Linked DNA regions of Homo sapiens: region 1 is linked to region 2. A link is an interaction called in ENCODE POLR2A ChIA-PET data of the cell type or tissue named here. Cell type or tissue: OCI-LY7. All regions are shown on one strand. Each heading gives the region's core, and the rest is flanking DNA. Links, peaks and the distances in the headings are about the cores only. Region 1 has its middle 16 kb from the start of CRHBP. Region 2 overlaps S100Z (S100 calcium binding protein Z).

The links. ChIA-PET counts read pairs that join two places held together with the same protein. Peaks named below come from ENCODE experiments on the same cell type or tissue, not always from the same donor. Only the 100,000 strongest peaks of a DNase experiment are listed, where the experiment ranks them.
Region 1: POLR2A ChIA-PET joins it to region 2 with 9 read pairs; 2 of 35 experiments call an interaction of 5 or more read pairs at or near these places.

The regions. Positions count from the first base shown.
Region 1 is chr5:76,934,808-76,939,201 of GRCh38, reverse strand. It overlaps a transcript of S100Z not described here. Among named protein-coding and RNA genes, the nearest start is that of CRHBP, 16 kb to the left of the region's middle. In OCI-LY7, for the core only: no CTCF peak of the experiment used is centred there; no DNase peak of the experiment used is centred there.
Region 2 is chr5:76,854,213-76,858,606 of GRCh38, reverse strand. The region is part of intron 1 of S100Z (S100 calcium binding protein Z); the gene reads right to left. Among named protein-coding and RNA genes, the nearest start is that of S100Z, 6.4 kb to the right of the region's middle. RefSeq lists an enhancer at 2,450-2,599. In OCI-LY7, for the core only: no CTCF peak of the experiment used is centred there; a DNase peak (open chromatin) is centred at 2,486; H3K4me3 peaks cover 343 bases; H3K27ac peaks cover 720 bases.

The DNA of each region.
Region 1 (4,394 bases), core at 221-4,220, 81 kb before region 2:
CAGCCTGGGTGACAGAGCGAGATTCTGTATCTAAAAGAAAAAAAAAAAAAATTTGCAGCCCCAAACTTAATAGTTGATTTTATTTACATCTTAGACATTGGAAGAGCAGAGCAGTCAAAGAATAATAGTGCCAAGGTTTTTCCTTTCAAAATCTATTTTTCTCTAATCTGAAAATATGATCCTAAAGAAATATATCATTTGTAATTATCTGGGGTGGGGAGCTGTCATAATAGGTGGTCCTTAAAGTTACTGGCCATGTCATAGGGAGGCAGTGAGATATGAAGACAGGGATGCATATTTCAAAATTTCAGGTTTAGGTTTAGAATTTTTTTTGCATGATGAGCAAATAAAGGGATAGAGGCACATTCTATTAGTTTAAAAACATGGGGCCCTGGAACAACTTAATATCTACATGGGAAAAAAACATGATCTCTACTTCACACCATACATAAAAATTAATTTGAGATGGGTCACACACATAGACGTAAAAACTAAAACTATAAAATATGTAGAAGGAAACATAGGGGAATGCCTTTGCAATGTTGGGACAGGTAAAGATTTCCTAGGTTACAGAAAGCACTAACCATTAAAAAACTAATAAATTAAACTTCATTAACATTAAACATTTCTGTTCATCAGAAGACACTGTGGGGGCTCAGAAAGTGATGCCCCCAAGTGAAGGCTTCAGAAGCAGCCTCAAAAGCAAAGTTCCTCTGGCTCTCTCCTGCTTTCCTGTCTTTCACCTCTCATTCTTCTTCAAGACAAGCCACAGAAACTAGAATTTCTCTTCTGCAAAGTGGTTCATAAAAACCAGAACCCAAAAATCCCCAAAGCCAGCCATAAAACATAAAATACTACTCTAACCTTCCCCTGCCTTTTTGAGTAAGAACTGGACATAAAGAAATTCTCTTACCTACTTTGTTTGATTGTAGGTCATGCAACTACCTTTCCACAAAGGGTCCTGGCCCATACCCAGGAGGAAAGAGTGAAGCCAAGAAGAATCTGAATAGACAGGCATTGATTGAGTCCCCTGTCTATTCCCATTAGGTCATACCTTTTTGACCAATCTCATTTCTTTTTTTGTTTTTTTGTTTATTTTTTGTTTTTTGAGACAGAGTCTCATACTGTTGCCCAGGTTGGAGTGCAGTGGCGCGATCTCGGCTCACTGCAACCTCTGCCTGCTGGGTTCAAACTCTTGCCTCAGACTCTTGAGTAGCTGGAATTACAGGCATGCACCGCCGTGCATGACTAATTTTTGTATTTTTTGTAGAGACAGGGTTTCACCATGTTGGCCCAGCTGATCTTGAACTCTTGACCTCTATAAAGTTCTAGAAAAGAAAAAGGGAATGAAAGAGCAGCAGAAACATAATAGGGATGAAAAGAAGAAAGGGAGAAAATCACACAGAAAGGAAGAGGTCTTAGGTTGCCTCCTTTTTTTTTTTTTTTTTTGAGACAGGGTCTTGCATTGTTGCCCAGCCTGGAGTGCAGTTGCGCAATCATGGCTTACTGCAGCATCGACCTCCTGGGCTCAAGCAACCCTCCTGTCTCAGCCTCCTGAGTAGCTGGGACCACAGATGTGTGCCACCACATCCAGCTATTTTTTTTTATGGTAGAGACAAGGTCTCACTATGTTGTCCAGGCTGATCTTAAACTCCTGGGCTGAAGCAATCTGCTCACCTCAACCTGCCAAAGTGCTGGGATTATAGGCATGAGCCACTGTGCCTGGCCTACCAACATTTTGTGAATTGTAAAATATAAAATAGGTAGGGAAGAATATATAAAATGCACATCTAAAATTTAAATAAGAATAATAAAATGTATTATTATACTATCTATATTCCTATCACTCTAGTTCTTTAAAAAAAAAATCAAACATTACCAAGGTATTACCCCAGGTGCAACCCCTTCCTCCTCATTACATAGGGCAAGAGTATTCATTCCCCTGCTTTTTTTTTTCTTTTGGTTATATCACCTACATATGTGTCCTTAAGTGATATGTTGCTTAATTTTGCAATCTTGAGGGGCAAGCATAAATTTAGCCTTTATGAAGAAGCCATTTCCAATATCTTATCTGGAAGGGTCAGAGTCTGGCTGTTGGTGTCCTGGACCTGAGTGGAAAGGTCAGGGAGGGCTCTGCAGCCGGGATTTGCTGAGCATAAGATCACTTATTCTTTCTGTTTTGCGTATGACGATCAGACTTCCAACTGTGTCTAGTGTCCATAATACAGAGAATAAGCTTCCATACTCCTGTTGGGTGAAGGATGAGGGGCTCAAGGGCTGAGGAATGACGAAGGAGAGACCGTCTCTTGAGATCTCGCAGCTTCTCAGACAACCTTTCCCAGTGCTCCTTCTTTCAGTGCCCTTGCCTCTTCCCTCTTCCCATCTCCATCCCCAGTGGCAATCCTAGGCAGGATTCTGCAGCCTAAAGCAGCTTGGTTCATTTACCTACTGCAGCCTTGAGGTTAGGCTTTTGCGAGCCTACCAAACCAGTTTCCAAAATGTTTCCAGCTTCCAAAACATTCTTGCTGTTGTTTCCTTCATGGTTGTGTGTGTGTGTGTGTGTGTGTGTGTGTGTGTGTGTGTGTAGGAACTTTAATGGAGTTTTGGGAGAGAGTAAAATTGGATGCTGATTCAATCTGCCATCCTCACTTCACAAATATTTTTTTGATTGACTTTTTTCTCTATTACACCAAAAAATTGTATGTTCATGGTTTTAAAAAATTGTTTAAAATATAAATAAAAAAGAAAAACCATAAATCAGCCTTAATCCTACCATGTAGATATAACCATGGTTAACGTTTTGATATTTATCCTTTTAGATATGTACATAATTTTTCTTATAAAAATAAGCTTATAGTGCACATACTAATTTGCAATATGATTTCTCGTTTTTATTGTTATTTTTCAGAGATGCAATATGATTTCTTCATGTCACATATCACAAACATGTTTTTATATCATTAAATATACTTTTTCCACATCATTTAAATGGGCACACAGCATTTTACTCGCATACGATATTATTTTATTTTATCAATTCCCTATTAATAAACATTTCTATTATTTCTAATAGAATAATTTACTATTGTAATCAAACTGATATACAATTTAAAAGTCATTATTTTGGCCGGGCACGGTGGCTCACGCCTGTAATCCCAGTACTTGGGGACGCCGAGGTGGGCAGATCACCTGAGATCAGGAGTTCAAGACCATCCTGGCCAACATGGTGAAACCCCATCTCTACTAAAAATACAAAAATTAGCCCGGTGTGGTGGTGTGCACCTGTATTCCCAGCTACTTGGGAGGCTGAGGCAGGAAAATTGCTTGAACCCAGGACGTGGAGGTGGCAGTGAGCCGAGATCATGCCATTGCACTTCAGCCTGGGTGACAACTGGTGACAAGAGTGAAACTCCATCGCAAAAAAAAAAAAAAGTCATTATTTTGAGTCTTTAGACTTAAAGCTAAAGGCTTAAGCCAATTAATTCTCAAAGGTGATATCCTTTGAGTCTAGATTCAAGGATAAATCAACAGACCAGGGAGAAGGCAGTACCACATCTAGTATCAGAGGCACGTTAGATCAATTACTTTTCATAAAATTTTGAACACTGTGAATCAGATATGTTCCCCAATATTCACTCATTGCCTTCCTTTCCATTTAGAGAAGAGATGGAAAGAAAAGGAATAGAAACATGAGGCCAGACTGAGCAAAGTGGTTGCTTACTTTATGATGCTAAGATGGTGGATTTTAGACTGCATTTCATAGCACACTATTCCTGTCTGTGAAGACCTCTAGGTATTCTGAGATCGAGAAAGGTCAAATTAATCTCAATGATGTGTCAAATTAGTAATCATATTAATTCCATATTGTCACCTGCTCTTTGGCAGGTTTGATAAACCATGTGTTAAATCGATTATGCAAATAATTTTAGCTAAATTAAAACATCTGTTCCACACATCACCAGATTTCAAGGTGAAAGTCTTCCTGAAGGTGAGTTTTTAGTCCCACATTAAATATGACATGTATTTTGGCTACGTTGTGCATTGGTTTGCCAGCATCACAATCACCATTTGTGTCTTTCTTTTCTTATGCCAGACATTGAGATGCTACATTTTGGCAGCATTTGACAAAAAGCTAGTTTGTTTTTCATACATAATACATATTGACATAAACCGTAAAACTTGGAATGAAAAATATGGCATGACTATAAGAGATGTATCTTTTCACTTCATGAAAGGATGACTCATGGGGCCACAAAGGGCAAATAGGGTGGATGCGTTGGAAATCCCTCCAGGAGACCCCAACAAAATATATAGGCATTTGACAACTCCTAGAGCTTATTGTCTTAGTCTGTGTTGCTATAACAAAATACCACACACTGGGTAATTTATAAACA
Region 2 (4,394 bases), core at 293-4,292:
ATCGTCCAGGCAGGACAATGGATGATGGGCACGCTGGACTTAAGTTGGATCAGCCATTTCCCATCACCCCCTTTTTTTTTTTTTGAGACAGGGTCTCACTCTGCTGCCCCGGCTGGAATGTAGTGGCATGATCTCAGCTCACTGCAATCTCTGCCTCCCAGGTTCAAGCGATCCTCCTGTCTCAGCCTCTCTAGTATCTGGGACTATAGGCAAGTGCCACCACACTCAGCTAAATTTTGTATTTTTAATAGAGGCGGGGTTTCACCATGTTGGCCAGGCTGGTCTTAAACTCCTGACCTCAGGTGATCCACCTACCTTGGCCTCCCAAAGTGCTGGGATTACAGGTGTGAGCCACCGCACTTAGCCCATCATCTCATTCTTGACATGTTCCCTAAGCCAGTTGGTGCCATGACTGGACTGGCAAGAGAAGATGGCAGAAGCCTGAAATGAGTGTGGTGGAATCCCTTGCACTCTCACACACTTCTGGAACCTCATTTTGATAGCCTCAGGAGAGGGGCTCCCTGCCTTATACCTTATATCAAAAGATAACTGACAAAGCAAAACTGGTTCTGGCAGTCCCATCTTTTAGCAAGTACAGGCTTTATCACTTCTGTTTAAATAAAAACTTCCCAGAAGCCACTTTTTAAGTTAGCTAAGGAAAACGGTAGTTAATACCAAATAAGAAAGAAGTTCCTAGTAGCTCATGGAGTTACATTTTATTATAAACTTATTAATTACTTCTAAAAACTCTTGGGTAAGAAATTTCTTGTAGAAGACTGCAGCTTTGGTTATTAAAACAAGAATAGGGCTGGGTACGGTGGCTCATACCTGTAATCCCAGCACCTTGGGAGACCAAGGCAGGCAGATCACTAGAGGTCAGGAGTTCAAGATCAGCCTGGCCAACATGGCAAAACCCCGTCTCTCCTAAAAAAATACAAAAATTAGCTGGGGATAGTGGCACATGCCGGTAGTTCCAACTACTCAGGTGGCTGAGGCATGAGAATTGCTTGAACCGGGAGGTGGAGTTTGCAGTGAGCTAAGATCTCATCACTGCACCCCAGTCTGGGTGGCGGAGCAAGACTCCATCTCCAAAAAAAAAAAAAAAAAATGGGGGCAGGACGGGAGGTGGGGGCAAATCCTACCCAAGACAGTTCTGACAAAATGCCATCTCAGAGAGTATATATATGGAAGCACGGGTATCACTTGATATGTGCATCCTCATATTACTGGGCTGTATTTTATACTGTTCCCTATTCCTACCTTTCTAAAAGCCTCTATTCACTTGGTTTCTGTGACTTTTCTTTCTTCTTTTTTTTGAGATGGAGTCTTGCCTGTTGCCCAGGCTGGAGTGCAGTGGCGCAATCTCGGCTCACTGCAACCTCCACCTCCCAGGGTCAAGCGATTCTCCTGCCTCAGCCTCCCGACTAGCTGGGATTACAGGCACCTGCCACCACGCCTGGCTAATTTTTGTATTCTTAGTAGAGACGGGGTTTCACCATGTTGGCCGGGCTGGTCTTGAACTCCTGACCTTGTGTTCTGCCTGCCTTGGCCTCCCAAAGTGCTGGAAAGGCATGAGCCACCATGCCCAGCCTCTGTGACCTTTCACTATGCTGGATTTCCTCCAAGTTCTCTAATTCTTCTTCCTTCATGTTCTTTACTAAGCCACAGCCTTATCTTTTAAGAACTGCCCTTTGGATGTGAGCCTTCTCCAGAGCTCTACATAGTCAACCTAGGCAATTTCATCTACTGTGATGGTTTTACCTATAAATTAAATTATTTCAATTTTCAACTCTACTTCCCCAATCCTAACCCAAGGCCCCTGAGAGTCGTATCAGTACAATTTTATTTCCACTCACCTGGAACATAGACTTAAAACTTCTTGCAACATGCCAGTGTTTTTCATAGCCAGCTATTGCCTATCTTGCTTTTATACTTAAACTCTTCCGAAAAAATTAAATTGTTTGTGGCTTCCGGTTCTCTTTCTTTGGACTTGAATTTGTTATGGCTATACTAGTTACAATACTTTTGTCAGCAAGCGTATTAGTCTGTTCTTACACCACTGTAAAGAAATACCTGAGACTCGGTAATTTGTAAGAAAAGAAGGTTAGGCCGGGTTTGGTGGCTCATGCCTTTAATCCCAGCACTTTGGGAGGCTGAGGCAGGTGGATCGCCTGAGGTCAGGAGTTTGAGACCAGCCTGGCCAACATGGCAAAACCCCATCTCTACTAAAAATACAAACATTGGCCAGGTGTGGTGCCATGCACCTGTAGTCCCAGCTACTCAAGAAGCTGACGCAGGAGAATCGCTTGAATTTGGAGGTAGGGGGTGCAGAGGTTTCAGTGAGCCAATATCATGCCACTGCACTCCAGCCTGGGTGAAAGAGCAAGACTCCATCTCAAAAACAAAAAAGTAAAGAAGGTTAATTGGCTCACAGTTTCACAGGCTGTACAGGAAGCAAGCAGCTTCTGCTTCTCAGAAGGCCTCAGGAAATGCTCAGTCATGGCAGAAGGCAAAGGGGAAACAGACACATCTTATGTGGCCGGAGGAGGAGGAAGGAGGAGGAAGAAAGAGAGGGGAGAGGTGCCACATACTTTTGAACAACCAGATCTCATGCTAGCTCATTCACTCACTTTCATGAGAACAGCACCTTGGGGATGATGTTAACCCATTCATGAGAACTCCACCCCCATGATCCAATCACCTTCCACCAGGCCCCACCTCCAATGGTGGGGATTACAATTCAACATGAGATTTGATGGGGACACAGATCCAAACCATATCATTCTGGCTACTCCAAATCTCATGTCCTTCTCACACTGCAAAATACAATCATCCCTTCTCAACAGTCCCCCAAAGTCTTAACTCATTCCAGCATTAACTCAAAAGTCCAAAGTCCAAAGTCCAAAATCTCATCTGAGACAAGGCAACTCCCTTCTACAAATAAGCCTGTAAAATCAAAACAAGTTAGTTACTTCCAAGATACAACTGGGGGTATAGATATTAGGTAAATACTCCTGTTCCAAAAGGGAGAAATCAGCCCCCAAAAAGAGGCCAGAGGCCCCACACAAGTCTGAAACCCAGCAGGGCAGTCATTAAATATTTTAAAGCTCCAAAATAATCTCTTTTGACTTCATGTCTCACATGAAGTCTCAGGGCACACTGCTGCAAGGGGTGGACTCCGAAGGCCTTGGGCAGCTTGGCCTCTGAAGCTTTGCAGGGTACAGCATCTGTTTTCACAGGCTGGCATCTGTTTTCACGGGCTGGCATTGAGTGCCTGCAGCTTTTCCAAGCACAAGGTACAAGCTGTCCTTGTATTTACCATTCTGGGGTCTGGAGGACAATGGCCCTCTTCTCATAGCTCTACTAGGCAATGCCCCAACGGGGACTCTGTGTGGGGGCTACAACCCCACATTTCCCCTCCACACTGCCTTTGCAGACGTTCTCTATGAAGGCTCCATTCCTGGGGCAGTCTTCTGCCTGGACACACAGGCTTTGCCATACATCCTTTCAAATCTGTGCAGAGGCTTCCAAGCCTCAACTTTTGCATTCTGTGCACTCACAGGCTTAACACCATGTGGAAACCACCAAGGCTTACAGCTTGCAACCTTTGAAGTGGCAGGAACTTTGAGCCATGGCTGGAACTGGAGCTGGAACTGGAATGGCTGAGATGCAAGAAGCAGTGTCCCAAGCCTGCTTACACAGGGTAGGTGATGGGGCCCTGGGGCCTGGCCCATGAAACCATTCTTCCCTCCTAGGCCTTTGGGCCTGTGATTGGAGGGGCTGCCTGGAAGATATCTGAAATACCTTTGAGGCCTTTTCCCATTGTCTTGGCTATCAGCATTTGCCTTCCTTTCAGTTATGCAAATTTCTGCAGCCTGCCTGAATCCTTCCCCTGAAAAAGGGCTTTTCTTTTTTAACACATGGCTAGGCTGCAAATTTTCCAAACTTTTACACTCTGTGTCCCTTTTAAATATAAGTTCCAGTTTCTGGTCATTTCTTTGCTCCTGTAACGGGCATAGGCTGTTAGAAGCAGCCAGTCCATATCTTGAATGCTTTGCTGCTTAGAAATTTCTTCTGTCAGATACCCTAAATCATCACTCTCAAGTTCAAAGCTCCACAGATCTCTAGGGCAGGGGTACAATGCCTCCAACTTCTTTGATAAATGCACAACAAAAGTGACCTTTGCTCCAGTTCCCAATAAGTTCCTCATCTCCGCCTGGCCTTCCCTGTCCATATTACTATCAGCATTTTGGTCACTACCATTCAACAAGTCTCTAGGAAGTTCCAAACTTTCCCTCATCTTTCTGTTGTCCTCTGAGCCCTCCAGACTCTTCCAACCTGTGCCCGTTACCCAGTTCCAAAGTCGCTTTCACATTTTTGGGTCTCTTTACAGC